2 separate regions of the Homo sapiens genome follow, and region 1 is linked to region 2. A link is a loop called in an ENCODE intact Hi-C map of the cell type or tissue named here. Cell type or tissue: stomach. All regions are shown on one strand. Each heading gives the region's core, and the rest is flanking DNA. Links, peaks and the distances in the headings are about the cores only.

Region 1 (8,404 bases), core at 218-8,217, 110 kb before region 2:
TTGTCTCTGTGTCTTATTTCTTTTCCCACTCTCTTGTCTCCACCTTGCGAGAAGTACCCAGGGGTGTGGAGGGGCAGGCCCCCTTAAAATGTGGCCACATGTTTTGAACAAAAAGTCATAAAAAAGATGTGGCCACATGTTTTGCCCATTTGGGCTTAAAATCTCAGGGTCTTACATCTGCATATGACTAGGTGTGAGCTGGGTGGGGCGGAGGGGCGTCCTCTGTCGGGGTGTACATGGGGGCACCTTGTAGGGCAGTGCTTCAAGCCCAGAGATGTATCAAGAGATTTCTTTGACATCTTGGACAAGGATATGGACTTCTGCTGAGCATACATGTCAGACGCTCACTCTTGGTTGCCTGCTTTACACCCATTCTGCTCCTATTCTGTGCTCACAGAACCACAATGATTTTTCTTTTCAAAGAACCAGCTTTTGGTTTTGTTGGTTTTTCTCTATTGATTTCCTATTTCCAATTCTATTGGCTTCTGCTCTAATTTCTTTTTTTCTTTTCTTTTGTTTGCTTTGGATTTAATTTGCTCTTCTTTTTCTTGTTTCCTATGGTAGAAGCTTAGATGATTGATTTTAGATCTTTCTCTTTTCTCATAGATGCAGTCAATGCTAGAAATATCCCCCTAAGCACTATTTTTTAATTCTGCATCCCACAAATTCTGATAGTTTGTATTTTCATTTTCATAAGATTTAAATTCATGACCAACATGTTTTAAAACTTTTCTTGGGATTTCTTCTTTGGCCCATGTGTTACTCAAAAGCGTGTTGTTGGCCGGCGCAGTGGCTCACACCTGTAATCCCAGCACTTTGGGAGGCTGAGGCGGGTGGATTTCCTGAGGTCAGGAGTTCAAGACCAGTCTGACCAACACGGTGAAACCCCGTTTCTACTAAATACAAAAACTTAGCTGAGTATGGTGACGCATTCCTGTAATCCCAGCTACTTGAGAGGCTGAGGCAGGAGAATCGCTTGAAACCGGAAGGCGAAGGTTGCAGTGAGCCGAGATTGCGCCATTGCACTCCACCCTGGGCAACAAGAGTGAAACTGTCTCAAAAAAGAAATGTGTTGTTTAATCTCCAGATATTTTGGGCTTTTTCCAGCTAGCTTTCTGTTATTGATTTCTAGTTTAATTTTATTGTGTCCTGACAACATACTTTGTGTGGTTTCTTTTTCTTTTTCTTTTCTTTCTTTTATTTATTTTTTTTGAGACATAGTTTCGCTGGAGTACAATGGCGCGACCTTGGCTTGCTGCAACCTCTGCCTCCCTGGTTCAAGCGATTCTCCTGCCTCAGCCTCCTGAGTAGCTGGGATTATAGGCATGCACCACCACACCCGGCTAAATTTTGTATTTTTAGTAGAGACAGGGTTTCTCCGTGTTGGTCAGGCTGGTCTCGAACTCCCAATCTCAGGTGATCCATCCACTTGGGCCTCCCAAAGTGCTGGGATTACAGGCATGAGCCATCGTGCCCGGCCCAAAATGTTCTTCTGAAGCCCTGTGCACTTTACCTCACTTCCTTTAACTTTTTTTTTTTTCTTTGAGACAGAGTTTCGCTCTTGTTGCCCAGGCTGGAGTGCAATGGCTTGACCTTGGCTCACCGCAACCTCCGCCTCCCAGGTTCAAGTGATTCTCCTGCTTCAGCCTCCCGAGTAGCTGGGACTACAGACATGAGCAACTATGCCCAGCTAATTTTGTATTTTTAGTAGAGACAGTGTTTCTCCATGTTGGTCAGGCTGGTCTCGAACTCCCAACCTCAGGTGATCCACCCGCCTGGGCCTCCCAAAGTGCTGGGATTATAGGTGTGAGCCACCATGCCTGGTCTGTGTGGTTTCTATTCTTTTGAATTTGTTAAGGTGTGTTTTATGGCCCAGAAAATGGCCTATCTCATGGATGTTCCATGCTACCTTGAGAAGAATGTATATTCTGCCGTTGCTGGATGAAGCAGCCTACAAATACTTATATATCTGCTTGACTGGTGGTGCTACTGAGTTACTGAGTTTCTGCTCGCTAGATCTGTTCATTTTTGATAGAGGGGTGTTGAAATCTTCAACCAATAATAGTGGATTCATGTATTTCTCCTTGTAGTTCTATCAGTTTTTGCTTCACACATTAAGGATTGCTATGGGGCCAGGTGAAGCACTTTGGGAGGCCGAGGTGGGCAGATTGCATGAGTCCAGGAGTTTGAGACCAGCCTTGGCAACATGGCAAAACCCTGTCTCTGCAAAAAAATACAAAAATTAGCCAAGCATGGTGGCATGTGCCTATAGTCCCAGCTACTCGGGAGGCTAAGGTGAGAGGACCACTTGAGGAGGTTGCAGTGAGCCGAGATCACACTACTGCACTCCAGCCTGGGTGACACAAAGAGAGCAAGACCCTGTCTCAAAAAAAAAAAAAAAATTGCTATGCATTAACCCCTTTACCATTGTGTAATACCCTTATAAAGATATCCCTTTCTTTGCTCTGAAATCTGTTCTGTCTAAAGTCAGTATAGCTAACCCTTGCTTTCTGTTGATAAGCGTTAGCATAATATATCTTTCTGCATCCCTTTGCCTTTAATCTAGATGTCTTTATATTTAAAATAGCTTTATTTTATTATTATTATTATTATTATTTTAATAGAGATGGGATCTTGCTACGTTGCCCAGGCTGGTTTTGAACTCCGAGGCTTAAGCAATCCTCCCACCTCAGCTCCCAAATTGCTGGGATTACAGGCGTGGGCCACCTTGCCTAGCCTGTGTTTCTTTTTCTTTTTTAAAAACTTTTTCTTAGTGGTTCCCCAAAAGTTTGCAATATACATTTACAATTAATTCAAGTCCACTTCCAAATAACAATGTGTCACTTCACAGGTAATACAAGTGCTTTATAATAACAAAATAATCCTAATTCCTCCCTCTCATTCCTTTCTATGGTTGCTGTCATTCATTTCACTTATGCATACTTAAGCATATCTAAGTTTCAAGGGATTGATCCTGATTTGCCTAAACCAATCACCACTGCCCCTTGTCTAACCCACCACCACAAGCCTCTTTTGGAGATATTACGGGGAAGGGTGTTGGGTTTCCCACTACAGGTAAGCTGGGGTTCGGTTCGACCATTTTAATTTTGATTTTAGATGATAGGGTGACCTTAGCAGGTTGGGCAACTTGGGGACATCCAATCCGGGTTGTTAGAATTTCTCGTACATGTGTATTGGAATTATCTTGATTTTGCCACTTTTCATTGTTTATGTGTTCCCCGAGAGGCAACCACGTGTTTAGGAATGTTTGCCACATGGTTATCAAGTTTCAAAGAGGAGGAATCATATAAGATTTAAATTCATGACCAGGCTCAGTGGTTCATGCCTGTAATCCCGGCACTTTGAGAGGCCAAGACGGGAGGATTGCTTCAGCGCAGGAGTTAAGACCACCCTGGGCAACATGGCAAAACTCCATCTCTACCAACAACAACAAATTAGCTGGGCGTGGTGGCATGAGCCTGTAGTCCCAGCCACTTGGGAGGCTAAAGCGGGAGGATCACTTGAGCCAGGGAGGTAAAGGTTGCAGTGAGCCATGATAGTACCACTGCACTCCAGCGTGGGCGACAGAGCAAGATGCTGTCTCGAGAAACAAAACAAAACAAAAACCACCACCACCAACAAGAAACAGACTGGCCACCGTGGCTCACGCCTGTAATCCTAGCACTTTGGAAGGCAGAGGTGGGCAGGTCATTTGAGGTCAGGAGTTTGAGACCAGTCTGGCCAACATGGTGAAACCCTGTCTCTATTAAAAATACAAAAATTACCCAAGCGTGGTGGCGTGTGCCTGTAGTCCCAGCTACTTGGGAGACTGAGGCATGAGAATCTCTTGAATCCAGGAGGCAGAGGTTGCAGTGAGCCAAGATCTTGCCACTGCACTCCGAGCCTGGACAACAGAGACTCTGTTTCAAAACAAAAATAAACAAAAAAAACCCCCCAAAACCTGACGCTTTGAACCGCTATGGTGATGGCTAAGTGCAGGCATCACATCCCACAGTTAGGAAAAAATTACAAACCAAACACTGGGCTCTGAGATAAATCAGACCAAACCAAAAAAACCAGGGTTACTCTGTCAAGTCCTAGTATCCCAAATCAGTGAAACTTGAGTTGTTCCTGGAAGTTGTTGACTCCCTGACCTGAAATTCTTCTCTCTGATTTTTGTAATGCTAATATCTGAAGATGTGTTATGACCTTTATGGATATGATTTTCATGTGAAATTTTCGCTGTTTTTTCTTTTTTTCATATCATTAACAGACAGTAACTTTGGTAATCTTGTCTTTTTTTTTCTTCAAAAACCTGTAGTGTCTTCTGATTTGGAAATCCATTCCCTGAAGTCTGACCATGCAATTGTTCTGCAGATAACATTCTTCCCTTGTTTAAAATGCATCTGCTTCTGGCTTTTTCTCCCACTGGGAAGGGTCCACCCAGAAAGCCTGGAGGCACTGATCTACTGGAGCTTCCGGGGCGGTTTGTCCAGGTGCACAGATGAACCTAGATCATTTTCTTTCTTTTTTTTTTGAGACGGGGTCTCGCTCTGTTCACTCTGTCGTCCAGGCTGGAGTGCAGTGGCGCGATCTCGGCTTACTGCAAGCTCCACCTCCCAGGTTCACACCATTCTCCTGCCTCGGCCTCCCCAGTAGCTGGGACTACAGGCGCCCGCCACCACGCCTGGCTAATTTTTTTGTATTTTTAGTAGAGACGGGGTTTTGCCATGTTGGTCAGGCTGGTCTTGAACTCCTTACCTCAGGTGATCTGCCTGCCTCAGCCTCCCAAAGTGCTGGGATTACAGGTGTGAGCCACCGCGCCCTGCCGAACCTAGATAATTTCTAAAGCTCCTATAACTTGGAGATGATGACGTTAATAGTGATGGCTTATATTTGCATTCCTCAATAGGGTTCACAGGCAGGCATGGCTGCTCATGTCGGTAATCCCAACACTCTGGCAAACGGAGGCTGGAGGATCACTTGAGCTCAGGAGTTTGAGGCTCGCCTGGGCAACACAGGTAGACCCTATCTCTATAAAAAATAAAAAAATTAGCCAGGCATGGTGGTGAGTGCCTGTAATCCTTACTAAGGAGGCTGAAGTGGGAGGATCACTTGAGCCTAGGAGGTTGAGGCTGCAGTGAGCCAAAATCATGCCACTGCACTCCAGCCTGGGTGACAGAGTGAAACCCTGTCTCAAAAAAAAGGAGTCATAGTGTACTTTTACACTCATTTTATCCTTTGATCCTCCCAATAAGGATGCATTTCCTTTTTTTTTTTTTTTTTTTTTTGAGACAGAGTCTCGCTCTGTCGCCCAGGCTGGAGTGCAGTGGCTCGATCTCGGCTCACTGCAAGCTCAACCTCCTGGGTTCACGCCATTTTCCTGCCTCAGCCTCCCGAGTAGCTGGGACTACAGGCGCCTGCCACTGCGCCCGGGTAATTTTTTTGTTGCTGTTGTATTTTTAGTAGAGACGGGGTTTCACCGTGTTAGCCAGGATGGTCTCGATCTCCTGACCTCATGATCCGCCCGCCTCGGCCTCCCAAACCAAAGTGCTGGGATTACAGGCGTGAGCCACTGCGCCCGGCCAAGGATGAATTTCATGATGCAATAAAGCTTAAAGCTTAACTCTCACGAATCTGTTTTTTTTTTTTTTTTTTTTTTTTTTTTTTTTTTTTTTTTGTGAGACAGTTTCTTGTTGCCCAGGCTGGAGTGCAGTGGCGTGATCTCGGCTCACTGCAACCTCCACCTCCTGGGTTCAAGCGATTCTCCTGCCTCAACCTCCTGAGCAGCTGGGATTACAGGCTTGCGCCACCATGCCCAGCTAATTTTTGTATTTTTAGTAGAGAAGGGGTTTCACCAGACCTCAGATGATCCGCCCGCCTCGGCCCCGCAGAGTGCTGGGATTACAGGCGTGAGCCACCGCGCCGCCTCCTGTGTTTTTTTAACTGTTTGCTGGCTTTGTTTCTGTTTTACTTTCTAGATTCTGTCTGATTCTTGGCCAGGTCTGTTTCTGGCTTGTGTTCTGATTTGTATACAGCGACTTATGGCCCCTTCAGTGAGGTTTTCATGATCTGACCATTAGGCGAACTCTGCCAGACAGCAGACTGAGCAGGAATTCTGATTATTGGTAGTAGATTTTTGTTGTTCTTGTTTTGGTTTGTGTGTTTATCTTGGAGATCCCAATGTCTCCTGGCTCCTCAGTTTTGTCTTTATTGTTTATATACAGTGTGAGTGCAATTTATTCAATTAGAAAAGGGCCTTTTCTTTCCCTGGAATGGAGAGCAGCCTTTGATTCCTGTAGCTCAACCAATTGGTCAGTTTTGAGTTCTGCGTTTTCCTTTATGATTTGTGGGCAAAGTTAACAAAACTGAAAAAGTTGGCTCTCTTTCTGTGTATCTAAATTTATTTATTTATTTTTTGAGACAGGGCCTCACTCTGTCATCTAGGCTGGAGTGCAGTGGCACAATCACAGCTCACTGCAGCCTCCACCCCCCTCCATGCTCAAGTGATCCTCCCACTTCAGCCTCCCAAGTAGCTGGGACTACAGGCGCATGCCACCACACCTAGCTAATTTTTGTATTTTTTTTTTTTTTGTAGAGACGGGGTTTCAACATGTTGCCCATGCTGGTGTTGAACTCCTGAGCTCAAACAATTCTCCTGCCTCAGCCTTCTAAAGTGTTGGGATTACAGGCGTAAGCCTCTGCACTACCCTGTGTGTCTAAATTTTAAAAAGCCTTCCCCTTTCTTGCCAAAAACAGGTATTTACCCTTTACAATCACCTGTTTATACTCTCTCTGCCTCCCTCTCTCTCTCCCTCTCTGTCTTCATTTAATATCTGTGATTCTCTTGGCTTTGCCCTTTTCCAATATTGGCTTTATCCCAGGGCCAGCAGCATTATGGTTGTAGCACTTCCAGGCATAACATTCAGATACCACTGGGTGTGGTGGCTCACGCCTGTAATTCCAGCACTTTGGGAGGCCAAGGCAGGTGGATTGCTTGAGCTCAGGAGTTCGAGACCAGCCTGGGCAACATGGTGAAACCCCGTGTCTACAAAAAAATACAAAAATTAGCCAGGTGTGGTGACGGGCTCCTGTGGTCCCAGCTATTTGGGAGACTGAGGTGGGAGGACCTCTTGAGCCCAGGAAGCAGAGGTTGCAGTGAGCCAAGATCACACACTACACTCCAGCCTGGGCAACAGAGTGAGACTCTGTCTCGAAAAAAAAAAATTCGGATGCCACAATATCTGAAGGAGAAAATAGGGGCCTTTTTCTTCTCTGACTGTTAGAAATAGGAAAGTTTTTCCAGAAACGCCATTAGATTTTCACTCAGGCTTCATGGCTAGAATTGGATCATGAGCTTGGGCAACATAGTGAGACTCTGTCTCTAATATACATATAAATACATTAAATAGAATTGGGTCATGCATGTCCATTCCTACATAGGGCCCTGAGAAGGAAAATGAGATTCTTGTGGCTGGCTAAATGACCCATCTGGGGTGAAAGGAATGTTGGGGAACTAGCCACAATGACCACCATCAATTCTACAATAAAAAGAGAATCGAGGGCCGGGCACGGTGGCTCACACCTGTAATCCCAGCACTTTGGGAGGCTGAGGCGGGCAGATCATGAGGTCAGGAGTTCGAGACCAGCCTGGCCAACATAGTGAAACCTCATCTCTACTAAAAATACAAAAATTAGCCAGGCGTGGTGGCACATGCCTGTAGTCCCAGCTACTCGGGAGACTGAGGCAGGAGAATCGCTTGAACCCAGGAGGTGGAGGTTGGAATGAGCCGAGTTCTCACCATTCCAGCTTGGGCAAAAGAGTGAGACATAATCTCAAAAAAAAAAAAAAAAAAAAAAAAAAAGAGAATCGGGGCCGGGCACGGTGGCTCACACCTGTAATCCCAGCACTTTGGGAGGCCGAGGCGGGTGGATCACTTGAGGTCAGGAGTTCGACACCAGCCTGGTCAATACAGTGAAACCCTGTCTCTACTAAAAATACAAAAATTAGCCAGGTGTGGTGGCACATGCCTGTAGTCCCAGCTACTCGGGAGACTGAGGCAGGAGAATCGCTTGAACCCAGGAGGTGGAGGTTGGAATGAGCTGAGTTCTCACCATTCCAGCTTGGGCAAAAGAGTGAGACTTAATCTCAAAAAAAAAAAAAAAAAAAAGAGAATCAGGGCCGGGCACGGTGGCTCACACCTGTAATCCCAGCACTTTGGGAGGCCGAGGCGGGTGGATCACTTGAGGTCAGGAGTTCGACACCAGCCTGGCCAAAATGGTGAAACCCCATCTCCACTAAAAATACAAAAAAAGTTAGCCAGGCATGGTGGCGCACATCTGTAATCCAAGCTACTCTGGAGGCTGAAGCAGGAGAATCGCTTGAATCTGGGAGGTGGAGGTT
Region 2 (8,404 bases), core at 29-8,028:
ACTGCTTCCTGGGTTCAAGCGATTCTCCTGTCTCAGACTCCCAAATAACTGGGATTACAGGCACGTGCCACCACGCCCGGCTAATTTTTTGTATTTTTACTAGAGACGGTCGTGGGTTGGGGGGGTTCACTTTGTTGGCCAGGCTGGTCTCGAACTCCTGACCTCATGATCCACCCACCTTAGCCTCCCAAAGTGCTGGGATTACAGGCGTGAGCCACCATGCCTGGCCAAGCAGTTTTTATTGTTTGAGGCTTGAGATGAGATGGGTGGTTGGGTACAGTGGCTCACACCTGTAATCCCAGCACTTTAGGAGGCTGAGGCAGGAGGATGACTTGAGGCCAGGAGTTCAAGACTAGCCTGGGCAACATAGCAAGAAGCCATCTCTACTAAAAATAATAATAATACTTTTTTAAAAAAAGAGATGGGTGGTTGGCTTAGGGATTATTAATAAGGAAACAAGATGAGTTTAGGCATGTCAACCATCACTGTCTAAGCTTTGACCACCTTTATGCTTTAGATTTGCCTAACTATGATGCATTGTATCTTTCCTATCTTCTGTTTGATTTATTCAGGGACTAAACTTTATAGGAGATTAAGATGGGCCATAAACTACCCATTAGATCACAATACCATTGACCTTCAGACCTTCTTCCTTCTATCTGTGTTTCGGAGCACTGAAGGGCACAAGTGCAAATGATATGTTAAACTTGCCGCTCCAGCAACAGCAGCTTTTTATATTATTGTTGTGAACTGAGTCTGTGTTTTTCTGGTGTTGTTCTCTTGCTTTATGGCACATCCAGGACCAAGACAGACTGTGCTAGATACTGTAACCCATTAGCAGTAGGTTTCATAGTAGCTTTATTTATTTTTCGAGACAGAGTCTCACTCTGTCACTCAGACTGCAGTGGAATGGTGCAATCTTGGCTCACTGCGACCCCCACTTCCTGGATTCAAATTATTCTCCTGCCATAGACTCCTGAGTAGCTGGGATTAGCCCACCACCACGCCTGGCTAATTTTTTGCATTTTTAGTAGACATGGGGTTTTGCCATGTTGGCCAGGCTGTTCTTAAACTCCTGGCCTCAGGTGATCCGCCCACCTCAACCTTCCAAAGTGCTGGGATTACAGGTGTGAGCCATTGCGCCCAGCCCACAATGGCTTTAAGTCAAAGTTTTAGCAAACAACTACTAGCGTGATTAAACTTACTCTGCATTTACTCATGTGACACTTGTTTCTAGGCACAGGTTCAAGCTGGACTAAAAGGGAATAAAGAGACCATGCCTACCTCCTCAGGTAACAGAGGCCATTCTCTAGTATATTCAATGTCTGAGGTACGAAAACTGAAACAGTGTAGCCAGAGTTGCTCAGTTTGCAAGATCCTGCTCTCTTGCTCAATAAAACTTGTCTCAGCCCTAGTAATTGGTGAGATCACCTGTGGGTTCTCCTATGAAATATTTTTAAATGTAATTTCACATATACTAACTGATAACTGAGGGTTATTGTTTATAACGTATTCTTAGGTAAACTTCATAATATGCCTTTACTTGACATAATATGCCTTTACTGGACATAAGTGAATACCCCACTATTCTCTGCAAACAGATCTACCTATCTTGGGAAGAGAAGTAACTGATGGAATCATTTTGCCTGATATCATCAGACCAGAGAGCCAGACCCCTCGACTGATGAGACCAGAAGAAAACACCCAGTATGCAATGTCCACCGCTGGAGAGGTCCTGACAGTGAGGCAGCTGATATTCTATCATGGAATGGCTTTAGCTCTTGCTGTCACTTTCCTTTCAGCAGGAATTTTCATTAAGAGTTTTCAATGACCATGGCTAAAATGGTAGAATTACCACCATTCTACAAACTAGAAATGATAATTATATGCCATATGTTAAGTATGAAAGGTGACCTTGTTATTTGGACAGTTTTTACTCTTAACTGTGGATGGAAAGAATATCAGGGATGTTTCCTTGGTTATTCCAAGGAATTGCACTATCCTATTGGAGATCAAGAAAGGGGCTATAATTTTAAGTAAAGTTTTCCCTGTTAATTTTATCATGGTTTCTAAATATACAAATTAGATTTTCCTTGATGTAAAGGTTACTTACTCTTTCTTATTTCAAACATCTTTCTTCTCCTGGGGAGTGGTTCATAGTCCTGTAAAATATTATTGCTGATCTATTTTCTTTGTATTTCTCTATGAATGTACTTAATCTTGTCAGTGAGTGTATATTAAGTGCTTGTTCAAGTCCTATCTCAGGTATTGCCATATAAGCTTTTATAAAATGGAACCTCTTAAAATTTACAATGTATGCTGACAATATTTGGAGCTATACAGTCAATACAAAAGATTAACTTTTAGCATTTTTGCCTTTTAATTAATTTTGTGGCAACTTTCATTTAAAGTAGAAAATAAAGTAGAAAATAAAGAGCTGTGTTCTCTTCTGCTACTCAGCTCCCAGAATGCTGGCAGCTATGGTGGCCTCATCCTCAAAGCAAAAGAGTTTTAGTCTTTTATAGGAAATTAGACCAGCCCAAAAAGAAAATCCTTAAAAAAATCTGAATATTGGGTATTCTCTCACACAAAGCCCACCAGATTCCCAGGAGAGGAGCCCACAGTGGAAAGCACCCAATGTCACCAGTGCTTCCCTTAGCTTATTTGTCTCCCTCTCTTGAGTGTTAACAAGCAACCCAGTATTATCAGATTATTTGTGAAAATCCAATTATAGGAGAAAGCAACCAGAAAAAAAATAGGCATTATAGGGAGAAAACTTACATCTTCAAAGAGGTAACGCAAAATATTTCAACTATGATATAGAATAGGATGCTATAGAATAAAACATTCAGTCAGGTATGGTGGTACACACTTCTAATCCCGGCACTTTGGGAGGCTGAGGCAGGTGGATGGCTTGAGCCTAGGAGTTCAAGACCAACCTTGGTAACATGGCAAAACCCCATCTCTACAACAAAACCACACGTCTGTAGTCCCAGCTACTCAGGATCTGAGGTGGGAAGATCACTTGAGCCCAGGAGTTCGAGGCTACAGTGAGCTCTGATCACACCACTGCACTCCAAAAAAAAGTTTTTTTTCCAGAAGATTATGTATGTACGTATGTATGTATGTATGTATGTATTTAGAGACAGGATCTGGCTCTGTCTCCCTGGCTCAAGCAGTGGCATGATCACAGCTACTGTAGCTTTGATCTCCTGGGCTGAAGCGATCCTCCCACCTCAACCTCCCATGTAGCTGGGACTACAGGCGTGTGCCACCACTTCTGGCTAATTTTTTTTTTTAGTTTTAGTAGAGATGAAATCTCGCTATGTTTCCTATGGTGGTCTTGAACTTCCGAGCTCAAGAGATCCTCCTGCCTTGGTCTCCCAAAGTGCTGGGATTACAGGCGTGAGCCACTGTGACTGGCCCTAGATTTTATTGAAGTAAAATTCATATAACATAAAATTAACCCTTCCAAAACATTTTTATCATACCAAAAAGGAAACTCAGATTATTAACCTCTCACTCCCCATACCCCTCTCCCTGAGTTCCTGGCAACCACTAATCTGCTGTCTGTGCCTGTGGATTTACCTATTTTGGATGTTTCATAATGAAGGAATCATAGAACATGTGACCTTTTGAGTCTGGCTTTTTGAACTTGGCATGCATGATGGTTTTGCAATTCCTCTATTTTTTTTTTTGAAACAGAGTCTCATTCTGTCACCCAGGCTGGAGTGCAGTAGCACGATCTCAGCTCACTGCAACCTCCACTTCCCAGGTTCAAGCAATTCTCCTGCCTCAGCCTCCTGAGTAGCTGGGACTACAGGTGCGTGCCACCATGCCCGGCTCATTTTTGTATTTTTAGTAGAGACGGGGTTTCACCATGTTGGTTAGGCTGGTCTTGAACTCCTGGCCTCGTGATCCACCCACCTCGGCCTCCCAAAGTGCTGGGATTACAGGCATGAGCCACCATGCCTGGCCCGCGATTCCTCTATGTTGTAGCATGTCTCTCAAAACTTGATTCCTTTTTCTGGCTGAATAGTTTATTGTGTGATATGCCACCTGGTGTTTATTAATCAGTTGATGGACTTTTAGATTGTTTCTATGTTTTGGCAATTGTGAATAATGCTGTAGTAAATACTCGTGTACAAGTTTTTGTTTGAACACCTGTTTTCGCTTCTTTTGAGTCTATACCTAGGAGTGGAATTACTGGGTTATATGATAATTCTATTTTTTTTCTTTCTTTCTTTTTTTTTTTTTTGAGATGGAGTCTTGCTCTGTTGCCCAGGCTGGAGTGCAGTGGCGCGATCTTGGCTCACTGCAAGCTCTGCCTCCTGGGTTCACGCCATTCTTCTGCCTCAGCCTCCTGAGTAGCTGGGACTACAGGCACCCGCCACGATGCCTGGCTAATTTTTTGTATCTTTAGTAGAGACAGGGTTTCACCATGTTAGCCAGGATGGTCTCAATCTCCTGACCTCATGATCCGCCTGCCTCGGCCTCCCAAAGTGCTGGGATTACAGGCGGATAATTCTATTTTTTTTGAGGAACTGCCAAAATGTTTCCCATGGTGGCTGCACCATTCTTCATTGCCACCAGCAGTGTATGAGGTTTCCAGTTTCTCCACATCCTTGCTAACACTTGTGATTTTCTTTTTGATTTTAGTTATATCATACTAGTGGGTGGGAAGTGGTGTCTCATTGTGATTACTAGAGATCACATACTACTAATAATGCCAAGCCTATTTTCTGAAATACTTCAGAAACTCAGATACACATAAAGAAAGGAATTATGTACTAGAAAAGGAATAAATGAAGGTAAAATATTTTATCCTTCTTATTTTTAATTGATAAAAAATATATGAAAATAATAGCAACAATGTATTTGGTTATTACAGCTTGTGCATAGCTAAAATGAATGACAACAGTGTTATAAGGGTCAAGAGGGAGGAACTGAGAATATTCTAAGGCACTTGCATTACCCATGAAGAAGAATAGTGTTATTCAAAAGTGGAATTAGGTTAGTTGTAAATGCATATTGCAAACTCCAGGACAACTAATGAAAAAGTTTTTAAAAAGTAATATAATCAATATGCTAAGAGAAGAAAGAAAATAGCATCTCATAAAATGCTCAGTTAAAACCACAATGGAAGAAAAAAAGTAACAAGGACAACAAAGAGAAAAGGTGGGCAGGGCGTGGTGGCTCACACCTGTAATCCCAGCACTTTGGGAGGCCGAGGTGGGCAGATCACGAGGTCAGGAGATAGAGACCATCCTGGCTAACAAGGTGAAACCCCGTCTCTACTAAAAATACAAAAAATTAGCCAGGCGTGGTGGCAGGCGCCTGTAGTCCCAGCTACTTGGGAGGCTGAGGCAGGAGAATGGCGTGAACTCGGGAGGCGGAGCTTGCAGTGAGCTGAGATCGCGCCACTGTACTCCAGCCTGGGCAACAAAGTGAGACTCCGTCTCAAAAAAACAAAAAACAAAAAACAAAAAAATAGAAAAGGTAACATATACAGATACTAATCTCACTATACCAATAATGACACCTTTTCTTTGAAAAAAAAAAAAACACTTAATAAAGTGAGAATAGAAGGAAAGCTCCTCAAAATGATAAAAGCCATATATGACAAACCTCCAGCTAAGATCATACTCAATGGTGAAAGACTAAAAGATTGTCCCCTAAGATCAGGAACAAGACAAAAATGTCTGTTTTCCCCACTTCTATTCACAATACTATTGAAAGTTTAAGATGGTGCAATTAGGCAACAAAAAGAATAAAAGGCATTTACATTGGAAAGGAAGGAGTAAAATTACCTGTGTTCAAAAATAACATGATCTTATATGTATAAAACCCTTAACATTCCACAAAACCATTAGACTCAATTAACAAATTCAGAAGTCACAGGATGCAAATCACAACACACAAAATGAGTTGCATTTCTATACACTAGCAATGAATGATCCCAAAAAGAAATTAAGAAAACAATTACATTTTTAATAGCATCAAAAAGAATCAAATGCATAGGAATAAATTTACCATGGAGGCAATAGACTTGTACACGAAAAACTATAAAACATAATTGAAAGAAATTAAAGAAGACATAAATAAACGGAAAGACAATCCATACTCATGCATATGAAGACTTAATACTGTTAAGATAACAATATTACCAAAAGTGATTTAAAGATTCAATGCAATCTCTATCAAAATCCCTAAGACATATTGCAGAAATAGAAAAATCCACCCTAAAACACATATGGAATCTCAATGGACCCAAATAGCCAAAAATGTCTGACAAAGAAGAACAAAGTGAAAGGACTCAGATTGCTTGATTCCAAAACAAACTACAAAGCTACATAATCACAGTGTGGTATTGGCATAAAGACATGCCTATGGACAGAATTGGGAATGCAGAAATGAACCCTTGCATATATGGTCAAATGACTTAAACAAGGGTGCCAATACCATTCAATGGGAAAAGGAAAGTCTTTTCATCAAATTGTGCTGGGAAAACTGGATATCCACATAGAAAAGAATGAAGTTGATCCCCTATTTACGATATATAAATATTAGCTCAAAAGTGGTCAGTCTGGGTACAGTGACTCACACCTATAATCCCAGCACTTCGGAAGGTCAAGATGGGCTGATTGCTTGAGCCCAGGAGTTCAAGACCAGCCTGAGCAATATGGCAAAACCCTGTCTCTACAAAAAATACACACACACACACACACACACACACACACACACACACACACACACACAAAAGGTGTGGTGATGTGTGCCTGTAGTCCCAGCTACTCAGGAGGCTGAGGTGGGAGGATCACCTGAGCCTGGGAGGTGAAGGCTGCAGTGAGTTCTGATTGCACCACTGTACTCCAGGGTGACTGAGTGAGACCCTATCTCAAAAAAAAAAAAAAAAAGTGATCAAAGACCTAAACATAAGACCAAACACTAAGCCTGCCAGAAGAAAACATAAGGGGAAATCTGGATTTGGCAGCGATTACTTGGATATGCACAAGCAACAACAACAAAATAGATAAACAGGACTTCATAAAAATTAGAAACTTTTGTGCATAAAAGGACACTATTAATAATATAAACAGGTAACCTTCTGAATGGGAAAAGGTATTTGCATAGTATATATCTGATAAGGGATTTATGTTCGGACATAAATTCTTAACAACTCACAAGAACAAAATATACAAACAGCCTAATTCAAAACTAGGCATATGGCTGGGGATGGTGGCTCACACCTGTAATCCCAGTACTTTGGGAGGCCGAGGCAGGTGGATCACTTGAGGTCAGGAGTTCAAGACCAGCCTGGCCAACATGGTGAAACCCCATCTCTACTAAAAACACAAAAATTAGCTGGGCATGGTGGCAGCCACCTGTAATCTCAGCTACTCAGGAGGCTGAGGCAGGAGAATCACTTAAACCTGGGAGGCGGAGGTTGCAGTGAGCCAAGATCACGCCACTGCACTCCAGCCTGGGTGACAGAGCGAGACTCTGTCTCAAAAACAAAAAACAAAAAAACTAGGCATAGGACTTGAACAGACATTTCTCCAGAGAAGATACATAGCTAACCAGGGCATGAAAATATTCTCTCTGCATCACTAGTCATTAGGGAAATGCAAATCCAAACCACAATGAGATATTACTTTATACCTATTATAGGGGTCATTACAGAAAGAAAACAGAAAGCAAGTTTTGGTGAGAATGTGGAGAAATTGGAACTATTGTACATTGCTGATGGGAACATAAAATGGTGCAACCACTATAGAAAATAGTATGTGAGATCTTTAACAAATATAGAATTATGATATGCTGCAGGGACTCAAACAGATATTTGTACACCAGTGTTCACAGCAGCATTACTCACAATAGCCAAAAGGTAGAATCAACCCAAATGTCCATTTTGTAAATGGATAAACAAAATGTGGTATACTTACAATGGAATATTAATCAATCTTAAAAAGAAATGAAACTCTGATATATGCTATAGCATGGATGAACCTTAAAAACATTGTGCTAGGGCTGGTGGTGTTGTGGCTCTTGCCTATAATCTCAGCACTTTGGGAGATGGAGGCAGGAGGATCCCTTGAGCTCAGGAGTTTGAGACCAGCCTGGGCAAAATGGTGAGACCCTGTCTGTACAAAAAATTTTAAAATTAGCCAGGTATGGTGGCACATGCTTGTGGTCCCAGCTACTCAGGAGGCTGAGGTGGGAAGATCACTTGTGCCTGGGAGATTGAGGCTGCAGTAAGCCATGTTTGTGCCACTGCACTCCAGCCAGGGTAACAGAGCAAGACCCTGTTTTCCCCTAAAAAGAAAACATTGTGCTAAGGAAAATAAGCCATATGCAGGCCTATTATACAAGGACACTTGTACAAGTACGCAAAGACACATCT

Evidence for each region. A loop is a pair of places that touch in the nucleus more often than their neighbours do. Peaks named below come from ENCODE experiments on the same cell type or tissue, not always from the same donor. Only the 100,000 strongest peaks of a DNase experiment are listed, where the experiment ranks them.
Region 1: it touches region 2 in a loop (2.3-fold over the local background); 71 of 110 quality-filtered maps call a loop at or near these places.

What each region holds. Positions count from the first base shown.
Region 1 is chr17:19,520,630-19,529,033 of GRCh38, forward strand. No RefSeq gene overlaps it. Among named protein-coding and RNA genes, the nearest start is that of SLC47A1, 9.0 kb to the right of the region's middle. In stomach, for the core only: no CTCF peak of the experiment used is centred there; no DNase peak of the experiment used is centred there.
Region 2 is chr17:19,631,460-19,639,863 of GRCh38, forward strand. It overlaps the pseudogene SLC47A1P2. Among named protein-coding and RNA genes, the nearest start is that of ALDH3A2, 13 kb to the right of the region's middle. In stomach, for the core only: no CTCF peak of the experiment used is centred there; no DNase peak of the experiment used is centred there.